Regions from separate parts of the Mus musculus genome. Here region 2 is linked to region 1. Evidence: chromatin loops called from intact Hi-C (ENCODE). Cell type or tissue: heart. All regions are shown on one strand. Each heading gives the region's core, and the rest is flanking DNA. Links, peaks and the distances in the headings are about the cores only.

Region 1 (15,220 bases), core at 3,805-7,804:
CGAGGGCTAAGGAGTCAGAAACCGGCCGTCGGCTCTCAGGCACGGCGCGGACGAGTCACTCTGAGCCGGCTTCTGGGTCATCAACTCTCTCTGATTCTTCCCATAAGCAAGCCCACCTTGCCTCGGCCTGTCTGGCTTCGGCCCTCCTCCTATGCGCCCCTTCACCATTGCAGAGCCAGCCGCTCACCTGTCCGGAGCCACTCACCGGGACTGAACCTTCCGCGCCCCACGGACACCAGAGCTCAACTCCGGCTTCCACCGCCAAGTCCACCTCAGCTCACAGTCGATTGGTCACCGCTCCGAAACGTCATTTCGCGGCGCCATGCTCTAGCCAATCAGAGAGCGCTTCTCTGGCTGACCCGAGAAAGTGAAACAGTCAGAAAAGCTGCGCCTCCATCTTTGAATAGGGCAAGGCTGTGGTTTCTCACCCAACAAACTTTAGAATGTAGAATTCCTCAGGATACATACTTTCTTGAATATATCCTGAAATTTTTCTCCTTCACAGAACCTCGGCGCCTGCGGAACCGTCATCCAAATGCATCCAGCACTCCTCAGGGGACCGCCCTGACACAACATGACGTCTGTTTGCCTCAGGGGGAAGTCCCTCTCATCGCCTAGCTACCGGGAAGCGAGAAGAGGGACGCGTAGCCCGGAGTTGTCCGGAGAGGCCCTCAGCCTGCGGGAAGGGGCTAGGAGGGGACAGAGAGTCTCGGCCGCTAGTTGGTGATCTTTTTGAGCTCAGCAAGTGCGGGTGCGGGTCCTCTCTTCGCGGTACAAAACTTTCCCTTCTCGTTGCTGCTGTGGTTTCTGTGCTCAATAAAAACTGTTTCTGGTGAACATCCTCCTGCCATTCCCCAGCAAGGAAGTGAGTAATTGGGGATGGTCTTATTCAGACACTTAAGGAAACTATCAGAGTCCGTTTTGATGGGTAACACAGCTTTTTCTGTGACCGCCGCAGTCATTTTTACACTTTCTTACAAGTGGCAAAAATAAATAAATAAATAAATAGCAGCAAATTCAGCGAGTGTGTAGTGCCTGCAGCGGCCAGAAGAATCTATTGTGTATCCTCTAACACGGGTGCTAGGAACTGAACTCCAGCAGTATACACATAGCCACTCAACCAACCCTTCATCCCGCCAACTAAAATCTTACAGTTATGCTAAGACATGTTATTCAAAGAGTACCCATTAAATAACCCAGTTTCCTACTAATGCAAACTTTTCTTTAAGACAGAGCCTAGCTGTAGGTTTGGCTGGCCTGGAACTCAGGAAGCCCTGCTTTCTTCTATCTTCCTATGCCTCCTCAATTTAAAAGCACACGCCATCACACCCGGCTAAATCAAACTTTTTGACGTCTATAAATCATAGGGACTTAAGTTTAAATAGGTGGTACTATAAAATATTACTGTTTGCATTACAATCTTTAAAATAAATTTACATTTTCTCATCATCATAAACATAACAATGTTAATGATGGCATGTTTAAAACCTTAAATTATGTTTGGGAAATGCAGTTATCTCTTCCTAAGGTAAAATGTAAAATAAAATATACATGTTCGTTATATCTAACGCTGAAAAAAAGAAGTCGCTTTTTAAATAACAAACACTAATATGATTTTATTTGTCAAATATTTCCCTTTCAATTTTTGGACCTGGATTATTTCTACACTAGTAATTTCTGTAGAGAGGATTTTTTTTTAATTGCATGTTCAAAATATACAAGATTGAATGTCCTTACTTGGGGGAATTTAGAAGTATTTTATTTATATAAGAGAATACTTGCAGGGCAATAGTGGTGCATGCCTTTAATCGAAGCACTCAGGAGGCAGAGTCAAGGAGATGTCTGTGAGTTCCAGGCCAGCCTAGTCTACAGAGTTAATTCCAGGACAGCCAGGGCTACACAGAGAAACCTTGTCACGAAAAACAAAACAAACAAAGTACTTGTTTCTGTAACACAGATCTTTTAATTGGAGAAATATAATAATTTAACTTATTGTGACTCAACGCGGGTAGCAAGATATCCTGTTCTCTCACAGAAACAGATGTAAGTCTTTTCGTTTTCATTCTAGCCAGGCAGACACACTGACATATAAAGAACATACAGCTTTAGTTCTACAGTCTCAGCCCCAGGTCCAAAAAAAAAAAAAAAAAAAAAATCAGAAAGATTAAAGTTTGGTGCACTATAAAAGAAGGCACTGTTCTTCCCCTTTGGTGTGGCAGTCTTATAAATGACCGAGACGGAGAGCACTATAAACTAGATTTGCTGCCATTTCTTACTTAGGAGGTTATCTCTGTAAATTTTAGTTCCCTTAAAGAGATTACCAAATGGCTGGTAAAACAAAATTTCTGGTGGTTGTTACTATCAGTGGGAGGAGAGTAAACTAACCAGCCATGAGTAAACCAGAAAGAAGAACTGAAAATCATTAGAAAGAAAGCTAGAGGGGCAGTGCCCTCTACTTAGCGTCCACCTTCTAGGACCCAAGGGAAAGGAAACAGTTTAGCTTCAACAGCCTGGAACATGCTCTTCAGTGATGTGAACCCAGGTTCTCTCTGGAATCTTAGTGAAAACATGTAGAGCATGGCTAGATGGCTCAGCAGATAAAGATGCTTGCCTCTAGGCCTGTGGACCTGAGGACCATCCCTGGAACCCACATGGCTATTAAAGAAGAGAAACACTTCCACAAAGTTGTCCTTTGATCCTAACACCCATGCCATAGCACATGCACCTTCCACACAAATAAAAATAATAATAGATACAATAAAGTTTTTAAAAGAAATATTATACAAATAAGATATTCCAAACAATTTACTTAACTCACCTGTTAATGAGGAAACCAATAAAGATGTTCAAATTGGTTTTAAGAAAATCTTGGGCTGGTGAGATGGCTCAGTGTGTAAGAGCACCCGATTGATCTTCTGAAGGTCCTGAGTTCAAATCCCAGCAACCACATGGTGGCTCACAACCATCTGTAAGGAGATCTGACTCCCTCTTCTGGAGTGTCTGAAGACAGCTACAGTATACTTACATATAATAAATAAATAAATAAATCTTAAAAAAGAAAGAAAGAAAAATCTCATTTATAAAAACTTATATTCTCTACCACACAGCATTATATGACTTGTTATGGGCATCAGTTTTGTGTGTGTGTGTACCCATCAACTTTCTAAAGTTAATCTCTGTCTCTACCAAGCTGTAAAGTCCAGGTATGAAAGTACACATCCCTCAGATGACATCAGCACATCTCATAAAAAGCCCGTCAATCCATGAGATATAATTTCTCTTGTCTATTTCAAAATGTTTTACAGACTCCCAGCATATTGTAATGGTTAATATTCTCAACTTAGCTGGATTTTAGAACCAACTAGGAAACACCACTATGGATGTATCTAAGATAGCATTTCTTTTTTTTTTTTTAAGATTTATTTATTATTATATGTAAGTACACCGAAGCTGACTTCAGACACACCACAAGAGGGCATCAGATCTCATTACGGGTGGTTGTGAGCACCATGTGGTTGCTGGGATTTACACTCAGGACCTCTGGAAGAACAGTCAGTGCTCTTACCCACTGAGCCATCTCGCCAGCCCTAAGATAGCATTTCTAAACAGGCCTAACTGAAGAAGGAAGACCTACCATCTCCTATGTTGGGGGTCCAGGCTGAATAAAGTGAGGAAAGGAGGTGGCCAGATGAGTATTGGTTTTCCCTTTCTCTGTGGCTGACACTATAGACTAAGCCATCCTGCCTCCATGTCTTTCACGGCATATAGACTCTGAACTGTGAGCCCTCATGCCTTTCCACTATGATAGACTATGTTTCTCTAAACTGGGAGCTAAAGTACGCCCTTCATCCCCCAAGTTGCTTTCTGTCAGACGTTTTCTCACAGCAACAATAAAAGTCTACACAGAACAATATTGTACTGAGAAGTGAGTTGGTTCCGTGAGGAACATGATCAGTGTAGTTCCTGGGCCTTTCTGAACTGTTTACGGGACAATGTTAAAAGAATATGAAGCTGTAGGCTGGAGATTAGAGAGCTATAGGCAGAGATGAATGGACCGTCCAATGAGACTTTTGGAAAGTTGGAATGCCAATAGAAACATGAACAACAAAAGGTCTGCTTATGACGTTTCAGATGGGAGCAAAAACTGCTGAGAAATGAGGTCATTGGTGTGAGAGTCTGGCAAAGACCATTCATGGCTGTGTTCTCACTGTGTCCCGAAAACTCAACTGAACCAAATTCAATAGGGGCCATCTATCGGTCCACAATGTCACATGAACAGTTAATACCAAGTTCTGCTGCCACTCAGATGCAGGCAGGCCCTGGTGAGCCATGGATGTCATGGCTTCTGCATGCCTTCAACGATGGAACTGGGAACCCATGTTCCTTGGCCAGGTGTGGATGAAGAAGTTTCAAATGAGTATGACATTACATCTAGGCTGAGGCATGGCTATTGTTATCACATTTATTGTGGCTTATGATAGATTTTTAGCAGGAGGAAGTAAAAATGCAGTATAGGATGAATGAGAACACGAAAATGTTAAAAGATGCAGATTAGGGAGAGAGGGAGAAAGCAGCTTTAATTAAAAAGAGATTGACACCATTAATGGAAAACTTCCACACTGGGGCAGTAAGAAATGTGCCCGGAGGATCAGACTCCACCCATTAGGGTTTCGACTCCTAAAAGGACAAATGTGTTTAAAAGGAGAGAATGCCTCCACCCCTCTCAAGGGTTTACTGCTGGAACATGGCACCATGGCTCACCAGGGTCTGCCTGCATTCGTGTGGCACCAGAACTTGGTGTTAATTGTTCATGTGATGTTGTCCTTGCAAGCATGCCAAATATGAGTAAGAGGGATTTGCTAGGCACATTGGCATATAAGGTAAGTTGATGTCTGTGAGTTCAAAACCAGCCCAGCATACCTAATGAGACCTTACTTAAAAATAAATAAATAGGTAAAATGAGAGCACATGGAGGCTTGCTCTCAGATTCTAGAAAGCTGCTACCACTAACAAAATATGACCCGGTTGTATTGTTTGCCAAGAAGCCCTGAAAGGTTGTTGCATGAGCCCGTGAAAGTGGAGCTTCAGTGGTAGTGGATAGCATAGGACACTGGAGACACAGCTCATGTCCAGCATTCATGGAGTGGGAAGCAGAGAGGTCCCTGAAGCTCACTGGCTAGCTACTCTTGCTAAACCAATGAGCTCCAAATTCACAGATCTTGTCGCAAAACCCAAATGTAATGTGGAAATGAAGGAAAGAAGACACCCAACACTGACTGAATGTGGTGACACTCCTTTAATGCCAGCACTCAGGAGACAAAAGCAGGCAGATCTTTGTGAGTTCTAGGCCAGTCTGGTTTACATAGACAGCTCCAGGCCAGTAAGGGGCTACGTAATGAAACTGTCTTAAACAAATTAAGGAAAGTTCATTTGAAAAAAATAAACCTTCCTTAAAGAAGTATTGGTACAACTAATAAAAAGATAACACATTATGAGCACACTGTTGCCAGGACATAAGGGATGTGGAGTATGAGAACGCTGGAAAAGGGTAAATCAAAGATAATTAATATTTGATGGTAATTCACAGGGTTTGAGTTTAGCTGCCTGTGCTTTAGCCAGAAAATGCGTAGGCCTGCAGGTATCCAAGAACTACAATTCCCAGAAGTCCGCAGTGCAGGCTCTGGGCCGGATGTAGTCTTGGTCTGAGAGCTGCTGGTCCAAGCTGGGCAAGGGTCTCCCACGTCTACATTCATGGCGTCCCCCAACAAGGCAGTGATTGTTCCCGGGAACGGAGGCGGGGATGTGGCCACCCACGGCTGGTACGGCTGGGTGAAAAAGGGGCTGGAGCAGGTAAGGAATGCTAGCCCCTGCTCTTCAACCAGCTTGGCTCGGAGTGAAGAGAGAGGGAACGAAAGGCGAGGCTCGCAGATGTGGTCCGTATACTACCTAGCGAACAGCTCAAAAAGCAGAAGGCGCAGGTTTTGGCACTAAAAGGAAAACCTGTTTTACAACTAGAGAGAATGCCCCCTCCGCACCCCCATCGGCTGCCAGTTTAGATTCCAGACTTTCCAGATAATTTTATGTTTATATTCATTTCTTTGTTTTTAGTTCACTATGTGATATTTAATATAAACAACGGATTGTATAGTATACAATAAACTACCAAACTGAGATTTTTTTTTTCCTGTGCTGTCCAACCCAAGGTGTCTTTGTGTGTCCTGTACAATTGAGCTACACTCTCAGGACAAATAAGAACATTGCCCGTATCTTCTGAATAATCCGTCTGCTCCCTGTCCCCCCACCCTTATGACATTCTGAAGTTTATTTTGCTTCTTTTTAAATTATTGTGTGCAGGGGCACATCTGGAGGTCAGAAGACATTTTTGGAATTAGTTCTTTCTTACCTTTACACAGGTTCTGGGAATCGAACTCAGGTCACTGGGCTTGTACTTCAAATGCCTTGGCCAGCTGGGCTGCTTGTCTGGCCTTTTTGCTACACCTTTTAAAACTTAAAAGTATTTTTTACAACCATGATTATAATCATTAAACAACGGATTGTTTAATGTGGTTTCTTTGTGAACTTTATAGAATGAATGTGTGTGTGTGTGTGTGTGTGTGTGTGTGTGTGTGTGTGTGTGTATAAAATATATAATTGCACCTTAGGTGGTCCTGTGCCTAAAACTTATTTGTTGTTGTTGTTGTTTTTGTTCTTCGAGACAGGGTTTCTCTGTGTAGCCCTGACTGTCCTGGAACTCACTCTGTAGACCAGGCTGGCCTCGAACTCAGAAATCCGCCTGCCTCTGCCTCCCAAGTGCTGGGATTAAAGGCATGCGCCACCACTGCCCAGCCTGTGCTTAACTTTTAATAAAACAAAACCCTCTTCTATATCCCAGAAATTGGTTTCCTGCTTTGGCCTCTAGAATAGAATTTCAGGAGAAAAGATTCTGTTTGGAATAAAACTTCAGGGTTGTGACTGAAAGTTATGGACAAAGCTACCAACTCTTGGGTCAAGCTGAAAATGGCCAGTGGGATGGGATGCCCAACTTCCTCAGTGGTGTCTCTGTTCTTTTTGACCATCTTTCTGTGGAACAGTGTTCAGCTCAGGTCATTCTGTCCCTAGCACGTTCACTTAGGTCTTCTCTATAGGTACATGACTTGGAGATAAGCACAGATTGCAAGTGCAGGAACCAGTCTCTGAGGACTTCTACAAAACTGGATAGAAAACTATCATATGTGACTGTATATTCATCTGAAGCCCTGTAACACTACTTAATCTATTTCACATCATAATATTAGCAAATATTTACTGAGCTAAGCGAGGTCATATCAGATGTCACATTTTTAAGCTCTTTATTATAGCTTTTTCTTCTCCCTTACGTCACAGATTCCTGGTTTCCAGTGTTTGGCTAAAAACATGCCTGACCCAAGTAAGTCTGAAATTTGTTTTTTGAAAAGCCTCATCTGTTAGGTTTTGAGCTCACCATTTGCAGGGTGGGGCTTGGAAGCAGAAATATCATAGAAAAAGGACAAAATAAATAAACGCTAAGAACAAATAAAGCAGGGAGCTCGAGGTGGCGGGTCTAAGCCTACACACACACACACACACACACACACACACACACAGACGATTTCAGTAACAAGAAAAGCATCCAGGAAATGGTAAAATTTAACTTTTAACTTTGTAAGCTAGCAACTGTATTTTCCATGTTTAAATGTCCATAGACATCTTCAGGCAAGATTTAGGTGTTCTGTGTGAAACAGGTAAAATAAAGCCTCACAGTATCTCGTAGAGTTCCTGTGTATTTAAAATTATAAGATCGCCCTTTTTGGGGAGAGGAGTCCGTCCATGACTTGGTTCAGGAAAGAAGTCATAGAATTCATATATGGGTTTTGGAATGTTGTCAAGTGGTTTTTGTGCATTTTGTTTTCTCGGTGCTGGGACTGAACCCAGGATCTCACACATCCTATGCGAGTTCTCAGCCCCTGAGCTGTACCTCCAGCTGGGGTATTTGTTTGCCAAGTTTAAATTTTCACATTAAAATATCAGCATTGAGGCCAGTGATGATGGTATATGCCTTTAATCCTGACACTCGCGGGCTCAAGGCAAGAGGATTCTGGTTTGGGCTACACGGTAAATTTCTGCCTAGCTTATGCTGCACAATGAGGAGGCTCTATCTCACAAAAGAAAAATGGGTAGGAGGGAGACTTCACTTCAGTTGTAATGTATTTTTGTTTTTTAAGAACATGGTAGGTGTACAAGGGAGGGGCGGAGAGCAGAACTCTACTAAACCACAGGACAGAATCTGCTAACATAGCCACTTTTACTTAGCCTCCATTTAAAAGCTGTGAGCTGTTAACTTAGAGAGGCTAGGACAGCATCAGACTTACAGGCTGCCCCAGGTACCAGACTCTATTTTTACCCCGACCACAGTTACAGCGCGAGAGAGCATCTGGCTGCCCTTCATGGAGACAGAGCTGCACTGTGACGAGAAGACCATCATCATAGGCCACAGTTCCGGGGCCATCGCAGCCATGAGGTATGGTCCTGTTGACTTGCCACCCTGTGTGCAATGCAGACATGCTTGCCTGGGAAATAGCTGTGTTTCTTAAGTTTCCATTGCAGAGGAAGGAACCGCTGCTAACCTCAAGAGTGGTAACATGATCTGCCCTAATGTCTTCCTTGTTTGTTAAGGGATTGAAAGGAACTGGCTCCTTTGACCAGGTGCAGTAATCCTTTAAAAGCTTCTGTGGCCCCAATCTCGACTCTGATATCTCCCCTCCCCTCTTCTCTCCTCCTAGCAAGGCACAGTGATGTCATTGTAGCTCCTGGACTCTTCTCAGTGCACACCTGCCGCATCCTGCTCAGCCTTCTAGGAGGAACATCATCTTACGAGCTGCCTGCTCTCTCTCCTTGTCCCTCTGCTTGAATGTCCCCTTTTCTGGATGAGCTCTGTCCATATAAGAGCAGCCTTGCCCTACTGGGTCCCGTCTCCTTTATATTTTATTATCTACAGCATTTTGGGGGGGGTTTTTGTTTGTATACCCACAGCATTTTATCATCCGACACACATTGATCTCCTCTCTGTTCCTAGTAACAGATTGGAAGCTCCACGAAGATGGGACTTTGCCCACTGACAAGGCATCACAGTGCCTAGGACAGAGCCTGATATGCCCAACAAATACCTCTTGAAGAGTAGAGGTTGCTCTCCCTGCCCACCCATAACCCCCTAGTCCTTGGGATTCACATGTACACCCTTAAGTAAGGCTTCTATCAGAATCTCTCGCTTTCCCCATTAGCCTCTTGAGTAAGGAATTAGCCACCAGCTGTTTAAGATTGAGTTTTTTTCCTCAATTCTTATCCTGGTAACAAAGGCTGTTCCAAGCAGTCACTCAAGATACCATGTGAATTGTTTGTCATGGAATCTTGCCAAATTTTATAACCTTTTAGCTACACCAGTCAAGGGGATGGGGATAACGTGTTTGAGTACACATCCAGAAAATAATGGTGCAGTGATCGCAAAAGGGATGTTTACAAGTGTGCGGGGGACCAGTGCTGACCTCAGAAGTGGAAACATGATCTGTCCGTTTCTTCCTTGTTAACCAGCTATTGGTAAAGCTGTAATAGTTTTATGTAAGTCTTCTGAATTCATTAGGACTGTCAGCAACTTCCTAAGAATGGACTCCTAAAGTTAAGAGAGACAAAAAAAAAAAATCCTGAACTATCAGTGTGTAAGGGTATGAAGAAATAGGAAACTATATAGTCATAAGGGGCATGCTAGCTGACTTCATTATTAAGAGATATTGAGCCTTTTCAATAGAAAGTGCTAGAAACACCTTAACAAGCAATCAAACTTAGTATCATTGATATCGGACAAAGGAACACATGTCTCTGAAGTGATGGCAATGCTATCTTGGGGAAAATGTTTAATCTTGGTCCTACTGTGAGAAAACTAGTTCAGTTTAGGGAGAACAGGCAGCACTAACTGGTTTTGGTGTGATAACATCGCTAAGGTTATTCATAGGAGACACACGCTAAGATAAGTATAAAGTGCGGTAGCCTTAATGAATCTGGGTACTTCTCTTGTCTTCTGTGGATTTGATATTTCTGAGTAACCAGCTGGGGGAAAGGTGTCGGGGTCCAGCCTCAACACCGGATTGGAGTTCTCAACTGGAAGCAGGACTATCTAGAAGGCGCATAATAAACACACAGACAAATTTTGGGGTACAAACTGATAGGCAATTTTTCAAGGCTTAAAGTTGCACGCTCTCTCTGCTCTCTTGCTCGAAGCTTGAGGCTGCTCGCACTCTGCATTCTCCTGTGTTCTCTGCTTTTCTCAAACTCCTACACTCCTACACACCTCTGTGCGTTCCCCTTTCACTCACACACGCGCTCTTCATACACTCTCCTCACACTCCACACATACCTCACATTCTCTTCACTCATTCTTCTCTCTCTCTCTCTCTCTCTCTCACACACACACACACACTCTTCTCCCCACACTCTACTCACTTTCCACTCACCTCCCACACACCTCATGCGTACCTCACTCACCCTCCACTCACTCTCTCGCCTTTTTCTTGCCCCAGTCTTTTTTTGATACCCCAAAAGCAGGTAGAAAAAAAAAGACATTGTATAATCATTGCTAAATCAAATTCAAAAGAATAACCACATGCCACAAAGAATCAAGAATTACAATTGTTCCCCAGTTTCAAGCTTCCCCTATCCCCAGGCCTGTGGCCAAAATAATAATTGCAAACTTAATCATTATTTAAACTTTAACTTTTGACTTATTGTACTTTAGAGCTCAGAGCTCCAAGGTCAGCTACTTGCATTTTCCTGGGAAGCTCTAATGATAAACGACATGGGCAAAGCTGCCAGGCAGTGGCCAGAAGAGTCAGGTTAACCCTTAGCTCAGCAGTTCTGCTAGTTTTCTGCTTCTGCACATTGCACACAGTGACTCTCCTAAGAGTCCCAGTGTTTTTGGCTTAGTTTTACTAGTATATAGTTTTATGTATTCTATACTTGCTTATCTAGGAGATCCTCTCAAATATTGTGCAAAATTTACTTCATAAATTCAATAGTTTTTTCATTTCTCCGGGTCCTGATGTTGGCTCTATTTCACTTTCTAATAATTTCTTTAAACTTTCTTTGCAGGTTAAACATTAATCTGGAATTACTATTGTGCAGTTATTACATTGTTTCCAAGATGAGAGCACACAGCATGCACCTAGGCCATTAGGACTGTGCTGTGCCCCATACCTCAATTTGTAATTGTTTAATCATTACATCAAGGAACAACTAGTTTCACAGAATTCACCAGAGCAGAAGAAGAAATAGGAAAATCAGGTATAATACTAGAATAATTATTCACACCAAGGCAAACTGAAAAGCAGTCATGCACAAATGGAATCTATACAGCCATTGTCCAGGGCTAAGGTTAATGCTGTCCCCAGCGGAAAGGTTTATCTTCAAGAATGGAATTCTAGCCCTAAACATTTCATAGCACAAAAACTTCCTCAAAGGTCTCGCATCATTCCTCAGCCTACTCTTGGCTGAGCAAGGGCATCTGCAGATAATGAGCTGGTGCTCTACGTGTAGGGTGCTGTTCTAACTCCTGCCCTTAAGGGGCCAGTTTGTCTGGGAGTGGAGCCAAATGTACTACAACACAGATGAGAATGCCTCTGCAACGGACTGTACAAGTATTTTTCCACCCTTGTCCAGCTTTTCTTAAATTACAGTTCACAGATTATTTGCATTAGTCAAATGGGTTAGAGACTGCATGCCTTAAAACGCAGGCTCCTGGGCCTTAGTCCCATTACGCTCAACCACATGCCCTAAGGCTGAGCCCAGAAGTCTGAATCAGCATGGTGACCACCCAAGTGATGCTAACTCATAAAACGGTGGATAAATGCACATGTCAGAGACAGTGGTTGTGAAATTCTCTTGATGTTTTTCGTGTTTATCTCAGAAGCATACACTAAATACCTTTCTGTGAACTTGTATCAGGTGTGTTACTGTTTTTCAGATTTAATAACACCATGTATGATTGACACTGTCTGTCTCATTCCAGGTATGCAGAGACACATCAGGTATATGCTCTCGTATTGGTGTCTGCATACACATCAGACTTGGGAGATGAAAATGAGCGTGCAAGTGGTAAGTCTTTAGGACAAGCCCCTAGAAAAGCCCCTCCCTAAACACAGGACAGACTGTTCAAGTTACAGAATCGTTATTCTCTCTCAACCCTAAAAATATAAAGAGCAAATGGGAGATTTTTTTGACTTACTTTTGGATGTGAGGGACATCTCTTTTCCAACCCAAAGTCTAGAATAAATCCCAGGGCCTGGTTTTATTTCACCCTTTTACTTTGTCTTTGTTAAGTCAGTATGATATTAAGCCCTACAGAGACCAAAACCAAAGGACACCTCTGAACTCAGGTCTCTGGTCCTTTACATCCCTCTGTGCTATTTTCAGATGTTGTCAATTCACGCACATTGATAGGCTCTTCCCCCTCCTACAGGGTACTTCAGCCGCCCCTGGCAGTGGGAGAAGATCAAGGCCAACTGCCCTCACATTGTACAGTTTGGCTCTACTGATGACCCCTTCCTTCCCTGGAAGGAACAACAAGAAGTAGCAGATAGGCTGGACGCCAAATTGTACAAATTCACTGACCGTGGTCACTTTCAGAACACAGAGTTCCATGAACTGATTAGTGTGGTGAAGTCTATGCTGAAAGGACCAGAATAGTCAGGATGGCTCCTGCTCTCTAACAAGCCAGGGTGGAGGAGAATAATAACAGCAACTCTTCTCACCAGCACTAGACAGTTAAGCTGCAGAAGCGCCTGAACAAACCCGTTTGAACACTCACACCAAGTTACCAGCACTTTCAGTTCCCACAGAACTTAAATCTTCCTGAAAAGCTACTAACTATAGCAGTAGGTTTCCTGTTTGATAAGGGACACAGAGTTTGTTTACCTATCCTGTTGATGCAGAGAGAGAGAAGAATCCAGGACTTGACGGTCATGGTGGTGTGTCCCTGTAATTACTTCAGAGAAAGCAGGGGATCAGGAAGGGAAGGCTAGCTTGACCCTGTCTAAGAAAAGAAAGAACAAGACAGCCCAGGTCTCCTGAGTCTCATTCCAAATTTTAACTCAATAGGTTTAGCAAGATGCAATCTACTTCTGAGGCCCCAGTACTTATAAACGTGAGGAAGGTGGATCTTGAATTTGAGGCCTGTGTAGGCCTAGTAAAGTAAAACCCTATCTCAGAATAAAACAAAACAAAACCAAAAAACAGGTTTTCATTCAACTTATATGAGTGACAGTTTTTCCTTTTTGAAATAAAATTTTTCTCTTACTGGAGAAAGAAAACATGATTCGAGGCCCCGAATGTTATTAGAACTCAAAACTCTAGCTGGTCTTTCAGGCTGGCTCAAGAGAGTAATCTCACACTTGGGTCTTGATCACCGACATCCCTGACCCCACTACATCCCCAGGTCTTTCTGACAAGTTGAGAGAGACTGACATCTATGGATGTTCAGTAAGGAGCTGTATGGGCAGATATCTGCATAGCCTGTCACCTGGGTATCAGCTATATATGACTGGCAGGATTAGGTCATGGGGAAGTACTAAAATATAGACACATAAGCACTCATGTCCTTTTTTAACTGGGGGAATATGTATGTATGTATATACAATCCCTACATGAATTATGGTAGCTGGCAACAGCATTGTAATTCAAAGATTTGCAAATGCTGCAAGATAAAGACCAGGTCATCCATTTGTGAGTTGGAGGTAAACATTTTTAGATTCTCTATGAATCCAAGAAAAGCCTAAGACAACCAAAATGAACATAATAGTAAAGGTGGAAGACAAGGGAGCAACCTGTACTGTGTTATTAAGTTCTAAGTGTCCTCAAAAGAACCTTTTTCTAGAAGACCAGATTTCAATTCCCAGAAACGACATGGTGGCTCTGTAATGGGATCTGACGCCCTCTTCTGCTAAGTCTGAAGACACCGTGTACTCACATACATAAAATAAACTATGCCAGGTTAATTCTATAGAGTTCAGCCTCTTGTAGAGAGTATTCAAGCAACACTGCCGAGTCTTCTCATATTCACTCACATAAACAACCCCTTTTTAATACTACTTTTTATATTGTATATATTCAATGTATAAAATGGTTTGATGATTCCATTTCCACTGGTTTATAAAGTACTTTGACCAAATGTAAAAAGATATAATAAAAAATGTTTATTTCCTAGTATCTTCTGACTGCTGTGGTGCCAAAGATCTCTAGTGTACTTAAACTTGATGACTCAGAACCCGTGACAGATGCAGAAATGTGATCCCCCACACTTTTATCCTAGAAGGGGTACAAAGCTGTTGTGTTAGCCTAAAATGATTTGGGGATTTCTAAAGTCAGGGATGACTTTAACTTTTAACATAAGTATATTTGGAGGATAGGACGACAAACATATATATAGGTGTACTCTAAGTGTTCACATGGGAATGAATAATACCAGAAACAGAAAGTTATATATATCAAATGAATATATTTTATCCTGCAGAAAACAAATAGCAAACATTTGTATGTTAATTTAAGAATTCAAAAGAGCAGAGTAAATAATTACTAATTTCAAATTCAAGTAGACTCAAATTGGATTGTAGGCTTGACTGAATCACCGCTAAAAAGCCTGTTACATACACATACACACACACACACAATGAAAACACTTATTTTTTTTTCCTAACGTTAAAAATCTTAATTATAAACTAACACATTTCAGTGTGAGTTTCAATAATTCCCAGGGGGAGAGTATGCAAGAGAGCTCTCTGTTGAGCTGTGCCGTCTAATATAAACAGTATGCACAGGCAACTAAATAAAAACTTAGCTCTTAATCATTTGTGTCAAGTGCTGGCCAGCCATCTGGCTGAAGGTTACTGGACTAAACACCAAATAAAGACTATTTCCATCATGATAGAAAATGCTATTTGTCCAGATGTGGCACATACCTATAAACCCTGCAGGAGCAACATAGAGGCAGGATTCTGTTCAAGATGCTGTCTTACTGGATCATACTGCTAGAGGGCGCATATTTTGTATTCATCTCTCACCTACCAGATAGTAAATCTGAAACTACTTTTCCCCCCTTAACTGTTGGGTTGATGGTTGGGCCAGAGGCCTCATCGTACGAGGAGTATTCGATCACTGTCCATCA
Region 2 (15,220 bases), core at 7,042-11,041, 91 kb after region 1:
ATAATAAATAAATTGAAAAAAAAATCATTCTTGGAGAACAATATGGCATGCACTTTTGCCCACAATTTCATTTCTGGCAAGTTTAGGTGAACGGTCATCTTTTTAAAATCACGTTGGACCCCCCCCAAAAAAAATATCTTGAACAAAACTTGTTAGAATTCTGTCACTTTCTGGAAGAAAGGCTAGCAAAGAGCTGATAGAGGGGAAAACACACACACACCTTGGTCTGAAAATCATGTTTAGGAGCATTGTAAAGAAATTATGGCACAGATCTCATGTCTAATAGGAAGTTAGAAAATTTAACAAGTATTTTCTTGCTACATGTACAGAACAGGATTTATTCCCCCACCCTACCTCGGTGTCTATCAGGTAAAGATAAAGATATTTGGATGAATTGTAGAGTTTTTAAGCTACACTGGAAGAAAATTCTGGCATAATAATTACTTCTCAAGACTTTTCTATTTGAGCCAATTTGACTGAAAAATCATACTTCATTGCCATTTAGAAGAAAACTCTTGCAAGGAATATGTAATAACAACAACCAAAAAACCCTCCGTGATTTCAGAGAACTTGTTAAGAAATTACATTTTCTGCATATCTCAGGAGATTTAGTGCCTATGAGCCTCCACACTTGAACAGATGTAAATGAAAATACCACATTTCCAGGAAATCTGGGAAGAAATATGGCTTTTTCCTCCCCCAAGACCCCACTGTTTAAATAAATTTGTTTCTTGATTACATGGAGGGAAACTTGACAACATACTTGTGTCCCCCAAAACGTACACTTGAGTGGTTTAATATGAACCATTTATTTCTTGACAGTTTATAAAATAATATAGCATATAATTTATGAACCTAAAAAAAAAACTAAGGAAATTTATAAATCACACACACACACACACACATTTTTAAAACTCTGGCATAATTATTTTCAAAAGACTTGGTGGATTGGGATTAAAAAGTCCTAATTTCAAGAATATTTTGGGAAGGAAATATAGTATGCTATTACAGCCAGATAATCCTAGTATGCAAATGTGGATGAAGAACTGCCATCCCGGGACCAAGGCAGTTAGTTACTCCTGAGGTTAAGTGCAATGACTGCTGTCACAGAGAACGGGGTTCAATTCCCAACACCCAGTGTGGCTCACAACCAACCACCTATAACTCCCGTTCCAGTTACCTGGTGCCCTCTGGTGGCCTCAGAGGGCTCCAGGCATGCATGTGACACACGGGCATACACTTGGGCAAAACACATTCGAATACATGAAGTTAAAAAGAAAAGAGAAAGACCTAATTGTGTTTCTGGGCCACCTTTTAAAAAAAACTTGGATGTGTACATTTAGTGTAAAAACAACTTTTGGAGTGAATCTGGATGAAAAAGAAAATCAGACTGCCTAGCTGGGTGTTTCTGTTGGTTTCCCTACACTTCTATCTGAATTGCACTCCACAAAGACGTCAAAACAAGATTCTCTGGCTCAGGTATCAAAATGTTATTTAGTGATTGCTTTGGCGTTCACTGAAGTCACTTTGTGTGGTCGCTGGGCCAGGTAATTAATGTTTCAAAGGCCTGAAGAGTCTTGGAGCTATGCCCTTATCTTCCAAGCAGTAAGTTTTTGTGACCAGTCAATTCAGGATACCTAAGGGTTCCATTTCCTAAAAAAAAAAAAAAACGAGAATCACAGGTCAGGTTGCAAATGTGTAAAGAAGCAAAGTTTGCTAGACAAAAGGCCACCCAACATGAGATTGGAAAGGAAGTAGATAGAGTTACTGTACACTGGTCTTACAAAGTGCATTTTTCTATTTCGTGGAAGTATAAGAATTCTGCCAGTGACTCCTTCCCACCGTTTGCATTTTCAAAGAGAGTATAAGGGGTCAGAAGATCACTCCAAATAGGCTTTCAGAGTCAGGCTGGAGGGGCAGTTTGTGGTGGGCACATTCTATCTTTCTGTGTCTGCCTAAAGCCTCAGGTCTTGCATGTGTAAATCTTCTCCCCCTTGGGTGTCATCTGATGTAAGGTGAAGCATGACTTCTGGAGAAAGCCTTGGCCACACTCTGCGCACACAAAGCTTCTCTTCAAAGGACACCTGCTTATGTGCCATCAAAGCTGCCTCATTACTAAAGCCTAGTCCACACTGCCTGCCCATACACCGTCTCTCCCTTGAATGCTTCCTCTTGTGTCTGATGAGCCCAGCCTCGTGACTAAAGCCTCGCCCACACTCTCGGCACACATATGGCTTTTGTCCTGAGTGTGTCCTCTGGTGTGCAATGAAGTTTGACTTCTGGCTAAAGCCTCGTCCACATTCCTCACACACCATGGGCTTCTCCCCAAAGTGTGTCCTCTTTTGTCTGATGAGATTGGACGGCTGGTTGAACCCTCCACCACAGTCCTTACACACCAACAGGCTTCTCCCCTGAGTGAGTGTTCTGGTGTCTACTGAGGCGGGATTTTAAACTAAAGCCACGTCCACACACCCCACACACATATGGTTTCTCCCCCGTGTGCATCCTCCTGTGAGAGATGAGAGTTGAATTCTGGCGAAAGATGTGCCCACATACACCACACACATAAGGCTTCTCCTTTGAGCGCGTCCTCTGGTGGTTGACAAGGGTTGTCCTTTGCCTGAAGCACTGCCCACACTGCTTGCAAACGTAAGGCTTTTCCCCTAAGTGTGTGTTCTTTGGTGTGGGAGATGAGGTTTGATCTGTCACTGAAGCCAAGGCCACAGTCACTGCACACAATGGTTTTTCTCCTCTAAGTGTGTCCTCTTGTGTTTAACAACAGCTAATTTCTGCCTAAAACCTTTACGACACTCCCTGCACATGTCAGGCTGCTCCCCTGAATGTGTCCTTTGATGGATGATGAGGTTTGACTTCTGATTAAAGCCACGCCCACACTCCCTGCACATCTAAGGCTTCTCGCCCACCCGAGTGTGTCCCCTCATGAATGATGAGTGTTGACTTCCGGCTAAAACCTTGCCCACACTCCTGGCACACATTTTTTTTTTCTCCGAGTGTACCTTCTGATGTCTGGCTAGGCTCTTCTTTCCACTCAAGGCCTTCTCACACACCCCACACACATACGGCTTCTCTCCTGAGTGGATCCTCGGGTGACTAAGCAGATTTGTCATTTTGCTGAAGCCCAGCCCACACTCTTCACAGTTAACCATTCCAAATCCCATGATTTCTATTTGCTTCAGCAAAGTCTCTGGTTCTTTAATCCTCTCAGCTTGAGCTGGGCTGGCCTCCATCTCTACCCATCTGATGCCATTAGGGGAGCTGACTGGCTGCCTCTGGGGTGGCCTAGAGAGGGCTCCCAAATTCCTTTTCTTTGTCCTTTCAGATGAAGGCCTGGCACTTTCTCTCTCTCTCTACCTTCTGATTTATCTCTGCAGGAGCTCTTTCTTATCAGAGGCTTGCTGCTGCTTCTCCAGGACCCCCTGACTCAAGTCCCCTCGGTCAACTTGACTTTCCACACACAAGCATGTGAATATCAATGGGGAGTGATCACTTGGCATGTGCTGCACAGGGCATTTCAGATTGGTGAGATCTGGAGGGCACACATGACCAGGGCAGAGTTCCAACTTTGCCTGTGCTGCAGAGGAAAGAGTGAGTAAGAATAGATAGAGTCCTTGCAGGGACAGCCCAAACAGTCCTACCTAACCTAATGGTGACCTTGTCTTCAGTACTACCTTACCAAGACTTTCTTCATGTGCAGTCCTCCCCAGCCCATCCCTACATCTTGCATCTCCTGCTACGTCTAAATAAGCCCCATAGCCTTGAGACAATAAAAAGCACCACAGTTAACAGATGTGTGAACCAGACCAATACGCAACTCTCCACATTTATATTCATTTAAATAAAAATAGATTTTAAAAGAGAGAGAGAAGAGACACCCGGAGTGAAGACAGCCTGCATGGGCAGCCAGAGGCTGAAAGAGAACTCCAGTTTCTCTTCAGCCTCCTGGGCCACTAACAGCCCCGTGTCCCATTTGCCTAGGCCTTTGTCACTCACCTTGACCGGCAGCCTGTGAACGTTTCCTCTCTTCTCGCCTTGTCTCTGTCCCTTGCTCTAGCTGGGTGATGAGCTTTGGTTTTGAAAATGGAATTCCTGCTCACCAGAAAAGAAAGCTGTAGGTTAGGGTTCAGAAGGGATTCTGACGTGGCCTCTGGAAGAGACTCAAAGGCAAAGACTGAGGGAGGAGCTTCAGGGGCCAGTGCAGAGGGTTAGCAGTTACTCGAGATTAGCAGGACGACAGACTCAGACAAGCATCCACTGATTCTACTCCACGCTGGGTAAATGAACCTCTACTACAGTGAACTTTGACTGCCAAGCTGATTGGGTAGAGAAACACCTAGGAGATCAGTAAAGTGCCTCTGAGACTGGGGGGGGGGGTGCACAGAAAATTCACTGAGAAAGAAAGACCTTCCTTGAAAGGGGGTGGCCTCACCCCACAGGCTGGGCCTGGATGGAAGAGATGGAAAAGTCAGCACATACATGCTTATCCTCCCTCCCTCTCTCTGCTCCCTGGCTGCCATGGCGCATGCTGCTGTGATCTATCAGGCCCCATTACCACGGCAGATTGAAACTGTGAGCCAAAAGAAATAATTTCTCCTTCCATGCATAGCTGGCACACACCTTTACTCCAACGCTTGGGAGGCAGAAGTATGTGGATCCTTGATAGCTGGATTGTCCACTGTGGCTCCTGACAGCTATGTGCAAGCTGTTTCGGTAACAGGTACAAGGCTGCTGGCCATGAGGGCAAGGGGACAGAGAGCGCCTATTCTTCAGCTGAAACGACCTGTCATGTTATTCATGCCTTCCCATGGAAGCTGTAGGCTGAAGCTAAAAGTCTTTCAAAATAGGTAAGCCTGGCCTATTCCAGCAATCCAATCATTGTCTATAAGGGGAGAAAGATGCCTGGTCCTTCCTGTTATTTACTGTGAAGTCACACTCAGCCAGTAGACGGTTTGAAAAGGAACAAAAGAACGTGGACACTGTTTTATACTGAAGAACTGTGTGGTGCACTGTTCATTACTAAGTAAATAACAGATACCTGGGCTAAGCACAAAGGGACACTGAGTGGGGCCTGCAAGTGCCATCATTCAGACAGGACAGGAGCTGGACTCCAAGAAGCACCAGGAAGCTACTCAGGACAAGAGAAGAGGGCGTGTCCATCCTATGACGTCAGGACGACAGGAATCATTCCCTTGGCTCTCTGGAACCCTGGAGCCACCTTTCCCGGCCCCCCAAAGAAGGACAGTCTCTTGAAAGTATATCTAAGTAAGGAGAACAGAAATGAGAGGGTGTAGGCTGAGCAAGCTTTCTCTAAAAGGCTTGTGGGTAAAATCCCCTTCTAGGAAGGAAAGAGCAAGGTAAAGGGAAAAACAAGCAAGCAAGGGAAATCCGGATTCTTGAAAAGCAAAAAAGATGAAACAATACCAAAACACACACCATCTCTCCTTCCTCTTCAACCAAATATGAAAAACATATTTAAGCTTACAAAAGCATTTTCTCAAGCTGGGATGAGAGATGAACCCCAAAAACACTAAAACGTGTCATTTCTGCTTACAAACAGGAAGACATGTAAATAGTCACCCGTGAAAACTCGACCACTACACATTACAGGAGGAAATATAAAATGGCCCAGCCACAGAATAGTACAGTGACTCCTCCAAAAAAGACAGCATGGTCCACCATGCTCCTCAGAATGTATCTGCAAAGCAGGAAGAGCAGTAACTTGTGCAGGTCTGCGTTCACTTGTGTGAATAGCACTATCATTCACACTATATTCACACTGGTGTGAATAGCACTATCATTCACACTATATTCACACTGGTGTGAATAGCACTATCATTCACACTATATTCACACTGGTGTGAATAGCACTATCATTCACACTATATTCACACTGGTGTGAATAGCACTATCATTCACCCTGCTGAGGGATCTGTGGAGACTATACCAGTGACCTGTGTCTCCTCAAACCTCCACTCACCTATTTAACCATACATCCACGAAGCCTACCCACACCCGTTATTATTACGATATTTACAAAATGACATGTTCTCCTTTCCTTTTCCATCAGAAATTCATTAATTAGAATTCTGTAGGAACAGCTGTCCCATCTTCCTGTTTATTGACTTCAATTATTTATTTATGTCCAGATGGGTCCTTACCTTATCTTTGGGGTTACAATATGACATTATCATTTTGTTTTCTGCTGTTCAAATCATTGCAGCTTTAAACATTGGTTTGGGGTTACCTTTGTCTTAACTAATAAATGTGGTGCAAGTAACACTGTATGGCAAGCTTACATCCGAAGAATGCTAGACAGCTTTCACTCTTGGGAATCCTAAGATACCATCTATGAAGTCCCAACTACTCTCCAGAAGCAGGGGTTGGGGTTATGGTCAAGTACTACATACTATATGGAGAGGGTGAGACCAGGGGTCCTTGCTGGCCCCAGTCTTCAAGTGAACCCACGAAAGCATCAAAGATATTGAGAATATCATCTTGGTAATACTTAAATGACTACAGCTGAATAAATGAAGAAAACATTTTAACAAAAACATTTTCGTTTTAACAGACATGAATAAGCACTGAAGGAAAGTAGTAGCATGGCTGGGGCTCTGGAATTTTAACTAGGGTGATTAGAGAGACCTCTATAAGGTCACAGAATCTGAAGGATGTGAGGAGTAAGCATCTCAGACGAGAGGAGAGCCAGGACAAAGACCCTGATGCAAGACAGTCAGGCTGGCAAGGTAAAGAACAACAGATGCAGCTGATGCCAAGTGTCAGGATGGAGCAACAGAGATGAAGCCCAAATGTAAATGTGGTGCAGGGAGACCCAGCCTTATACAATACTCGTTTTAACTTTCATTAGGATGGGAAGCCACGGGGAAGGGTTTTGTAAATGGATGCCATAATTTGATTTATGGCTGAAAAGATCCTTGTGGTTTCTATCAGGGGAGGGGGGAACATAAGAGAATAAAAGAAGAGGACAAGAGATAGCAATGATCATTCCCGGACAATGGTGACACAGACCACAGAGGAAGCAGCAGGGGTTACAGGTCATTCGATTTCAGACTCGGCTGCCATAGACAGCTTGTAAAAAACAAGGAAGAATCAAGGATGACCTCAAGGACTTACGTCTGAACCTAAAAGGGCGTTGCCAGGGCCCTGCTCCCCTTTGAAGAATTAGCACAGGAGGGGAACTATCCAGAGAAATACGGAGAAGAGCAGGATCAAGTCAGATCCTTGACAAGGAAGTATCCTGGTGTGTAGACATGAAAGACCCCTGCTACAGTGTGAGAGTGGCAAGAGACGGACAGAAGATAGGATTCTAACTCACCGATTTAAGAGAGCACATGTAGGAATAGAGAGTGCCACAGCCAACCAAGTGCAAAGTGAGTCTGCAAAGACCACGGAAGCAAGGCAAATGCGGAGAGCCAGCTTGCATCAGCAGATCGAAGTTAGAGTTGTTAAGCATGGAACAGCAAGGCTCAGGGAAACAGGAGGAGGGACGCAGAAAGAGAAAGCCAGCACACAGAATTCCAGGTACTTCTCTCACCTGCCTTTAATCACAGATGTTATGGCTGGAGAGAAAAGCAGCGAAAAGCAGATTTCTTTAAACAACTGAGGAGGAGTCCATATGGATTAAATATTAAAACATATTAACAAGTTACTCATGTTGCTGGGTGTAACGACGAAATTGTACACATTAAAGTTGTGTGTCTTTTAAAATAAAATTGTGTGTGTGTGATGTCTACTGAAGTTATGTGCCAGGAAAGTAACTGAAAATTCCTTAAAACTATTCCAGCAGGACAAACTGTAAATGAGGATGGACAGAGGCTGGCTCCTGATGACCCCTGGGACTGAGCAGGATAAATGAGGGCTGAGGTAGAACACAGGAAATTAGTGGAGGTATAGCCTGCCTGAATAGACCCTGCAAAAACTGTCCTAGAGGAACCAGCTAGGGCTCTGACCTGCATCGGGACACCATGAAATACAAGATGTCCAAAGAGAGCAAAGGAAACATATTCCTGGTTCAGGGCGTAAAAGGGAAGGGCACCTGAAACTGGGCTGTCAGGAGCCCAAAGGTGCTGGGAGATGTAAGATGGTCCACTCTGCCAGTAGTGATGAGAGTCAATACTTCCTGGACTCTTAGAACATTCTAGAGACTGTTCCTGGCAGGCACGTTTTATTCTACTCTTCCAACAACTCAAAGTAGATACTACTGTCATTTTACACATGAGACTAGAGACACAATGAGATCAGGTCCCTGCTGAGGTGACAAAACTATGAAGTGACAGCTTGGGAAAACATGGCTGTGAAGACCAGAGTCCTTGGGGTTGTAAGGACTCCCAGTGTGTCCGCTTTAAGATGAATCATGATTAGTCACATGGCGACAAACTTGAATCTGGGTGGTAGATCTTTGGATTTTCCTATCTTTCTGGCTGTTTGGAACTTCTCCAAAATAAGACATTAAAATTCCATTTAAAATCCTAGACTTCTTGTAGTCACCTAAGTCTTTGGATGCTTTGAAAACCTTGAGCATGGGAGGTGGTGGCACACATCTTTTACTCCCAGGACTTGGGAGACAGAAGCAGGTGGATCTCTGAGTTCAAGGTCAGCCTTGTTACAGAGCAAATTTCAGGAGAGTCGGGGCTACACAAAGAAACCAGGTTTCAAAAAACAAAACAAAACAAAACACCTTGAGGAATGGGCCCTAGTTTGACTGCCTCCTCTCCAAGGCTCTAACTTGGGAGAAGGGGGCACTAAACTGAGTACCTAAAATCAGGCCAATATAGACACCTGGACACCTCAGCAAAGTTGGGGGGTGGTAGTACCCGAAGACCATCAGCTCCCCAAACCACCCAAAAATCCAGAGGCAGTCCCACCCCGCCACCTAGTAAGTATCAAACCTTAAAAGTTTCCTCACTCAAGCCTCACCTACATGGGGACTTATATTATGAGCGATCTCTACCAATGCTGGGATTTCAACCAATCCTGAACCTGTCCCCACCCACAAGAACCCTAACACAGAAGGGTCGAGCCTTGCATCCATCTATCCCTGGGGTTCGCAGCTGAAGCTAACACAACGCCCTCAGAGATGCGTGTCCATCTCACAAGAAAACACACCCGCACCTGCGTTCCCTCAACTTCCAGCTTCCAGTAGCACTCACCAAAGGACAAGGGATGCTCCAGCCTCCAGCTGGGGAGCACCTCCCACCCCTGTGCCCAGCAGGCACCAGGACTACACTACCCAGAGGGCTCCAGGCACAAGAAACATGCTTCCCAGCATGCCCCGCGACACCAGTTGTGCTCGAAAGGCGTGTAGCTCCCGTTGACCTCTGATCAGTCCCTTTCTGGGACGCCTGCTTTGCTTAAATGGAGAGTGGTTGCTGCGGCATCTGGATGCCCTCTCCTTCCTAAAATCGCGTTCATAAAACACATTTAAAACATAAACTCTCCTGCCACTGCCCGAGGAGCTGCACTCCCCGTGACCCCTGCAGAGATTTCCGCATCCGGTGCCAAATGACACCCCTTTCCTCCTCCAAACACAAACACACTGGCCGGCGGAAGTGGCGACCCATAGATGCTTCTTGGTTACTAAATGGATGAACAGCACTTTGGGGGATTTTCAGGGCCTTGGGCTGGGAGCCTGCAAGGGTTTGAAGCCAGTACAATATATATTTTAGGCAAAAGCTCCGAGAATGAGTTACAGGCACAGCTCTCCTTTTACTTTTTTCTTTTGAACCGCTAAGTTGCCCAAAAGCACCTTAACACTGAAGGGCTGTCAAACCCAGGAATTTTTCATCCTGGGATTCTTGTAGTCTCTAAGTCTTTGGATGCTTTGAAAAACGTTGATGAGTGTGTCCCAGCTTGACTGACTCCTCTCCAAAGCTCAGGGAAGAATAAACTGAGACCCTAAGATTGGGCCAACATGGCCACATCACCCCAGAGAAACCTGGGCTTTTTTGTGGTCATCCCCTGTACTCCTCAGGCTGGCCGTGATCTTCCCGCATCAGCCATGAGTAGCTGCGGTGCACAGCCAGCTCAGTCATCCTGAGCTGTGGACAAGTGCAGGATCAGATTGAGCAGAGCTGTGCACAGCATAGCGGTTCTCACTGAGTTCATGACCGTGCCTCTGGATTTCACTGAGAAACCATGAAGGCTGTGGGTGCTTGCTCAGAAAGGAACTGTATGGAAGAATAATGTTGGAGAACTGGCTGCTCTAACAGATGACCTCAGTTGGAATCCCAGCACCAGTTCACAACCGTCTGTAACTAACTGGACATGATAATCCCACAGATTTGAGGAGAAAGACCACTGACACAAATCATCATGGCCAAAGCAAAAAATAAAAAATAAAATAAAATAATTAATGCAAGCTTTTTTTTAAATTCAGGAACATGGGCTGTATTTCCATAAAAGTAGGGTTCAAAAGATCAGCATTGGAGATAAGAAAGATAAAGGTTTTTATAGCTCAGGAATAGGGGACTTCCTGTAGGCAAGTAGGCAGGGTTACAGAAGCAGAAAAAGTTGGTCACAACAACCTTCTGAAGCAAAGACATGGTTGCATGGTGGTCATAACAAGGTATTCATGACAAACCCGTCATACAACAGGTGGTCATAGCAACCTGCTGAGACAAAGGCATCTTTGCTGATTCCTACAACAGGCAGTACAGAACCACTTGAAGTTCAGGTTACCAGCAGGGCATAGCCCCAACTCTGAGAAACAGAAATCTAGTCATAAATAGGAATGACCCTAGTTAGTTTTTCCTATCAGATGGCTTGCAAGCCTAAGATGGAGGCAGGTTACTTTCTCAGACACTGCTTTAAATCACAACATTTTTGTTTATTCTTCTCATGATCTTGATGCTCAGACAAGTCCTTATATAACAGATAGTTTGTGAGAATCAATAAGGCCATAGATGAATATGAAACTTGAAATGATTTAGGCTTAAATGGTTTGTTATTCTTTCCCTGGGTACTTTCAGTAGAGTATTCTACAAAAGAAAAAGATAGCTACAATTGCCATGATTCACCAAAAAATCAAGTTAGTTGAGGGGTGGGGTGGGTAAAGATACAGCTTAAACAGTAGAGTCGAAGCCTGGTATAACCGTTACTTTTCTGTTGCTGTTATAAAAAAAAATAACATGACCAACAGCAACTTCAGGAAGAACGAGCTGCTTTGGTTTGTGGCTCCAGAGGGTTAGAATCATCGTGGTGTGAAGGCACACCATGGCTGCAGAAGCAGGGAGCTGGGTCAGTGGTTGAAAAATGGTAATGGTGTGTGATTCATACTGATGTCTGCTTGGACATACATCATGAATGTTTCAGCTATCAGTATTCTATCTTCTTGTAAAACCTTTTAACATAATTGTGCTAAATTGTAGACATATTTATAGTCTTTATACCCAACCAGTCCGTGTCCTTGTGCTGGCGTGTCCTTATGCTGGTGGAATTGCTTGCACATGCCTCAGAAGTGTGCTTTGCCTTATTGATATCTGAGACACACTTTATTATATGCTATGCTATATTTATATAAGATACATTTTTAGGATGTATGAAATTTACTCTGTTTTGACCCCTTCTGACTTGATGTATCCATGTCAAATACAATCGTGGCACAATGTCATCCTGGGAGAGAGGATGGAGTTTTTCCCTGAGAAATGGGCTTTGCCATTATTGGTTTAGTGTGCCTACACTTTTTGGTGAGATATCAAATAATTTAATTATCTCCTGTCGATGCCCATGGAAGTGGAGACTTCCCAGGGGCTGGGTATCTGTTTCCATGGTTCTATGCCCTTCTTTCTTTCTTAGTGTTGAATGCATGAATTTAGTAGGATACAGGTTTTGCTTTGTTTGTGATAGACTGAACACAGAGATTCCTTCCACAAATGTCCATGCTTAGCCAATTAGCTGTACCCTGAATCTCCACAGGATACATTTGAAACAATGTCTCTAAACGTGGCAATCATGGCACATGCAATTGGAACAGAAAAGCTCTTGAGACCCAGGCTGCCAAGTTGCTGGACAAAGGGATTCTATTAAGACATTTATAGGCTGAGCAGTGGCTGTGTATGTAGGTCGTTACTTCCTGTTGTACTTGGATAACTGCCTCTGAATAGTTAGTTCAAGAGCAAGCCATTAGGTTCTCACAGAAGCATAAACTCAACTGTTGGATTTTCTTTTACATGACTTGGTTTGGTTGACTAGGAAGTTGCAGAATTCTCTACATACATTTTGTTATTTTCCTCGTTGTTCCCAATTGCTGCTGTTAACAACACACACGACAACAGCAACAACTCATTAGTTGAAACCCCAAATGATTCTTCATCAAAAGAAGATTGGAATGAGCAACAGAAGTGTAGAATTCCTGTGAGAAGCACAATGAACCCACAGGGAGCATGAAATGAAGGCTGGCTGGCTGGTACGTGCTCAAACTGTTGTTCAGGAAAAACCCAAAGAAAGGACAGCAAGTGGCCCTTATTTCAGTCACAGCAGTCCTTGCTTGTCAAATAATTAAGCAAATGTGTCCCCTTCTGCTATATCTGTTAAGAGTCAGGAACTCTGAACAGTCCCTGGAAGCCAGAGTTTTGCGGGATCTAATTCAGTAAATTTTTTTCTCACCTCCAAACAGAGTCCTCTGTAACTAATCTCATAGCCATTCTATGGATCCAGAGTGCCAGGTTTCAATTCTTAATGAAAACAGTCTCCTGGTTTATAGAACAACACGAACATTCCAGAAATCCTTTTCAGCTCTGTGTGAGGTGAACACAACCCTTTCTTAAGTCCTAGTAGCTTTTGCTTTATAATAAGAGCATAAGAATACTTTTCACAAAGGCCATAATTCTGATATCAAATTCACTGCATTAAATGGTTCTATTAATGGGAAACAATTTTTATGAAAGTCCTTAACCCAAGTTGGGGGGAAAATAACAGAAATAAATACACAGGCATAAATAGGTTAGGTAGGACTTACAGAAACTTTACCTAAGCCCCGAGCTCACCTTCCAGCCTCACCTTTCCCAAGTGGTCTCACGAGCTCTTTTTGCTAGTGCATGGTTTGCTTCAAAAGTATGTCACGAGGTTGGTTAATTTTTACAATAATATATAGGGTTCGATAGATGCCTCAGCAGTTAAAAGTGAGCACTGTTCTTACAGAGGACTGACATTTGATCACCAGCAGCAAAAGCCGACAGATCACCACCATTTGCAGTTCCACCGGAATGTGAGATACCTTTGGCCTCTACAAACATGCGTGTACACACACAGGCACACACACACAGCACACACATGCATATTCACAAACACGGAGACAATTTTTATACTGTAAAATGGTTATTTTTAATTGGAAAAATATTTTTTAATAAACTTTAGTTCCTTAGCCAGGCAGTGTGGCATACATCTTTAGTCCTGGCATTCAGGAGACAGAGGCAGACAGATCTCTCTGAGTTCAAGGCCAGCCTAGTCTACAGAGCAAGTTCCAGGACAGCCAGGGATACATAGAGAAACCCTTTGAAGAAAATGGGGGCTGGAGAGATGGCTTAGTAGTTAAGAGCACTGGATGCTCTTCCAAAGGATCCAGATTCAATTCCCAGTACCCACATGGGAGCTCACAACTGTCTGTAGCTCCAGTTCCAGGGCATTTGACACCCTCACACACACAAGCAGGTAGAACACCAATGCACATAAAATAAGAGAGAGTGATTTTTTTTTAAAAAAATTTTTTTAACCTTCAATTCCTTAAAATATAGGATTTGCACTTTTGAAATAGGACGTCAATATGTAGCCCAGACCCATACTATATATGAGATCTTCTTGCCTCGGCTTTCTGAGACCTGGGACTACTCAGGGCTGCTACATCCATCTACTTTAGAGTATTTATTTGGAAGTAATTTCAAGCTTAACAAAGTAAGCCGCAAAGTGGGACGAAGGACTGTCCAGTGTCTACCCTGGAGCCTGTCAATGTACACGGGTAGACAAGCCCTTTCTAGGCTTCTCCTGCTTTCTCTCCGCACACATGCATCCATACTTTTCTCTGAAGTGTTTAGGGCTAAGTTGTGTGTACCACAGGTGTCTAAAGGAACCAAGCAAGGACTTCCTAAAAATGAAAACTTATTCCATGGGCACAGCAACCAACAACAGAAACCAGAATGCTGACGATGCTTTTTATCAGCCTACCTCAAATTCTGCTTTCCCAAGTGACCTGCTGGTGTGTTTTGCAACATCTTCAACTTTCTAGTACATTCCCGCCTGGAGTTAGGGGGAAGTTGTCACACTCCTAGCCTCCTGTATGAAACATTTCTGGTTTTTTTTTTTTTCTTTTCTTTTCTGATGGCATTTTAAAGAGCAGGATTCTTTTTGGTAGTTTAGTATTTTTCTTCCCGTATTTAAACTCACATTTTATCTTAAGCACACATTTCAAAATTATAGCCAGGGGCAAGAGGAGATGAATATAGTTAAATAGGAGAGGTGTTATCTTTGATAATGATTTTTCTGTAATAATAAGTGTTTTCAGGACTAGGGAGATGGCTCCTTGGAAAACGTGCTTGCATAAACACAAAGATCTGAGTTCAGATCCTGAGCAGCCACATAAAAGTCACGAAGACATGGTGGCCACCTGTAATCCCAGCACTCAGGAGACAGAGACAGAGGCGATCTATGGAACTGGCAGAGTGAACTGGCTGGATCAGCCAGCCCCAAGGACTGGGAGACCTTGCCTCAGTACACAGGGTGGAAATGATGAAGGAAGATGCCCAGTGTCAACCTCCAGCTTTAGCATTCACATGCACTCAGGCACACACACACACACGCACGCACGCACGCACACACGCACGCACGCATGCACTCGGGCCAAAAAAGGAACATTGGGACAGGACGGCTCATTGCATAGTGGCACTTGCTGCCAAGCTTGATGTCTTGAGTTGACTCACTGGACAGCATGGTAAAAGAGACCTGACTCCCAAAAATTGTCCTCTGAACCTCGTAAGCCACTCCCAAACACACAAATAAATAAATGTACCTTTAAATTTTTTTGAAGACACTGATTTAAAGATAGTGAAGTTATGACAAATGTTTGCTAATTTTTATAAAGGCAAAAGAGATTAGAATTAGGAGTTCCATCTCCCTCAGTGGAAAGTCCACATCAGAGAATCTAGCGCCTCCTTCTTCAAGGCTGAACTTTCGGGGTGAGCGCAGACAGGGCATT

What was found. Peaks named below come from ENCODE experiments on the same cell type or tissue, not always from the same donor. Only the 100,000 strongest peaks of a DNase experiment are listed, where the experiment ranks them.
Region 2: a loop joins it to region 1, with 2.5 times the contacts of the local background. A loop is called at or near these places in 1 of 42 quality-filtered maps.

The regions. Positions count from the first base shown.
Region 1 is chr2:144,541,310-144,556,529 of GRCm38, reverse strand. Rbbp9 (retinoblastoma binding protein 9, serine hydrolase) reads left to right here and starts at 5,671. Exons shown (of 5, transcript NM_015754.2): 1 at 5,671-5,850; 2 at 7,384-7,426; 3 at 8,431-8,536; 4 at 12,071-12,156; 5 at 12,521-14,265. The coding sequence starts at 5,752. The coding sequence ends at 12,747. It overlaps Polr3f (polymerase (RNA) III (DNA directed) polypeptide F), which reads right to left. Exons shown (of 9, transcript NM_029763.3): 9 at 14,751-15,220. It overlaps Sec23b (SEC23 homolog B, COPII coat complex component), which reads right to left and starts at 301. Exons shown (of 20, transcript NM_001252544.1): 1 at 206-301. It overlaps Gm34292 (a long non-coding RNA gene), which reads left to right. Exons shown (of 1, transcript XR_003953925.1): 1 at 1-2,155. In heart, for the core only: no CTCF peak of the experiment used is centred there; a DNase peak (open chromatin) is centred at 5,759; H3K4me3 peaks cover 1,187 bases; H3K27ac peaks cover 875 bases.
Region 2 is chr2:144,453,366-144,468,585 of GRCm38, reverse strand. It overlaps the pseudogene Zfp133-ps and the pseudogene Gm38402. Among named protein-coding and RNA genes, the nearest start is that of Gm46768, 41 kb to the right of the region's middle. In heart, for the core only: no CTCF peak of the experiment used is centred there; a DNase peak (open chromatin) is centred at 9,295; H3K4me3 peaks cover 1,317 bases; H3K27ac peaks cover 1,084 bases; H3K27me3 peaks cover 319 bases.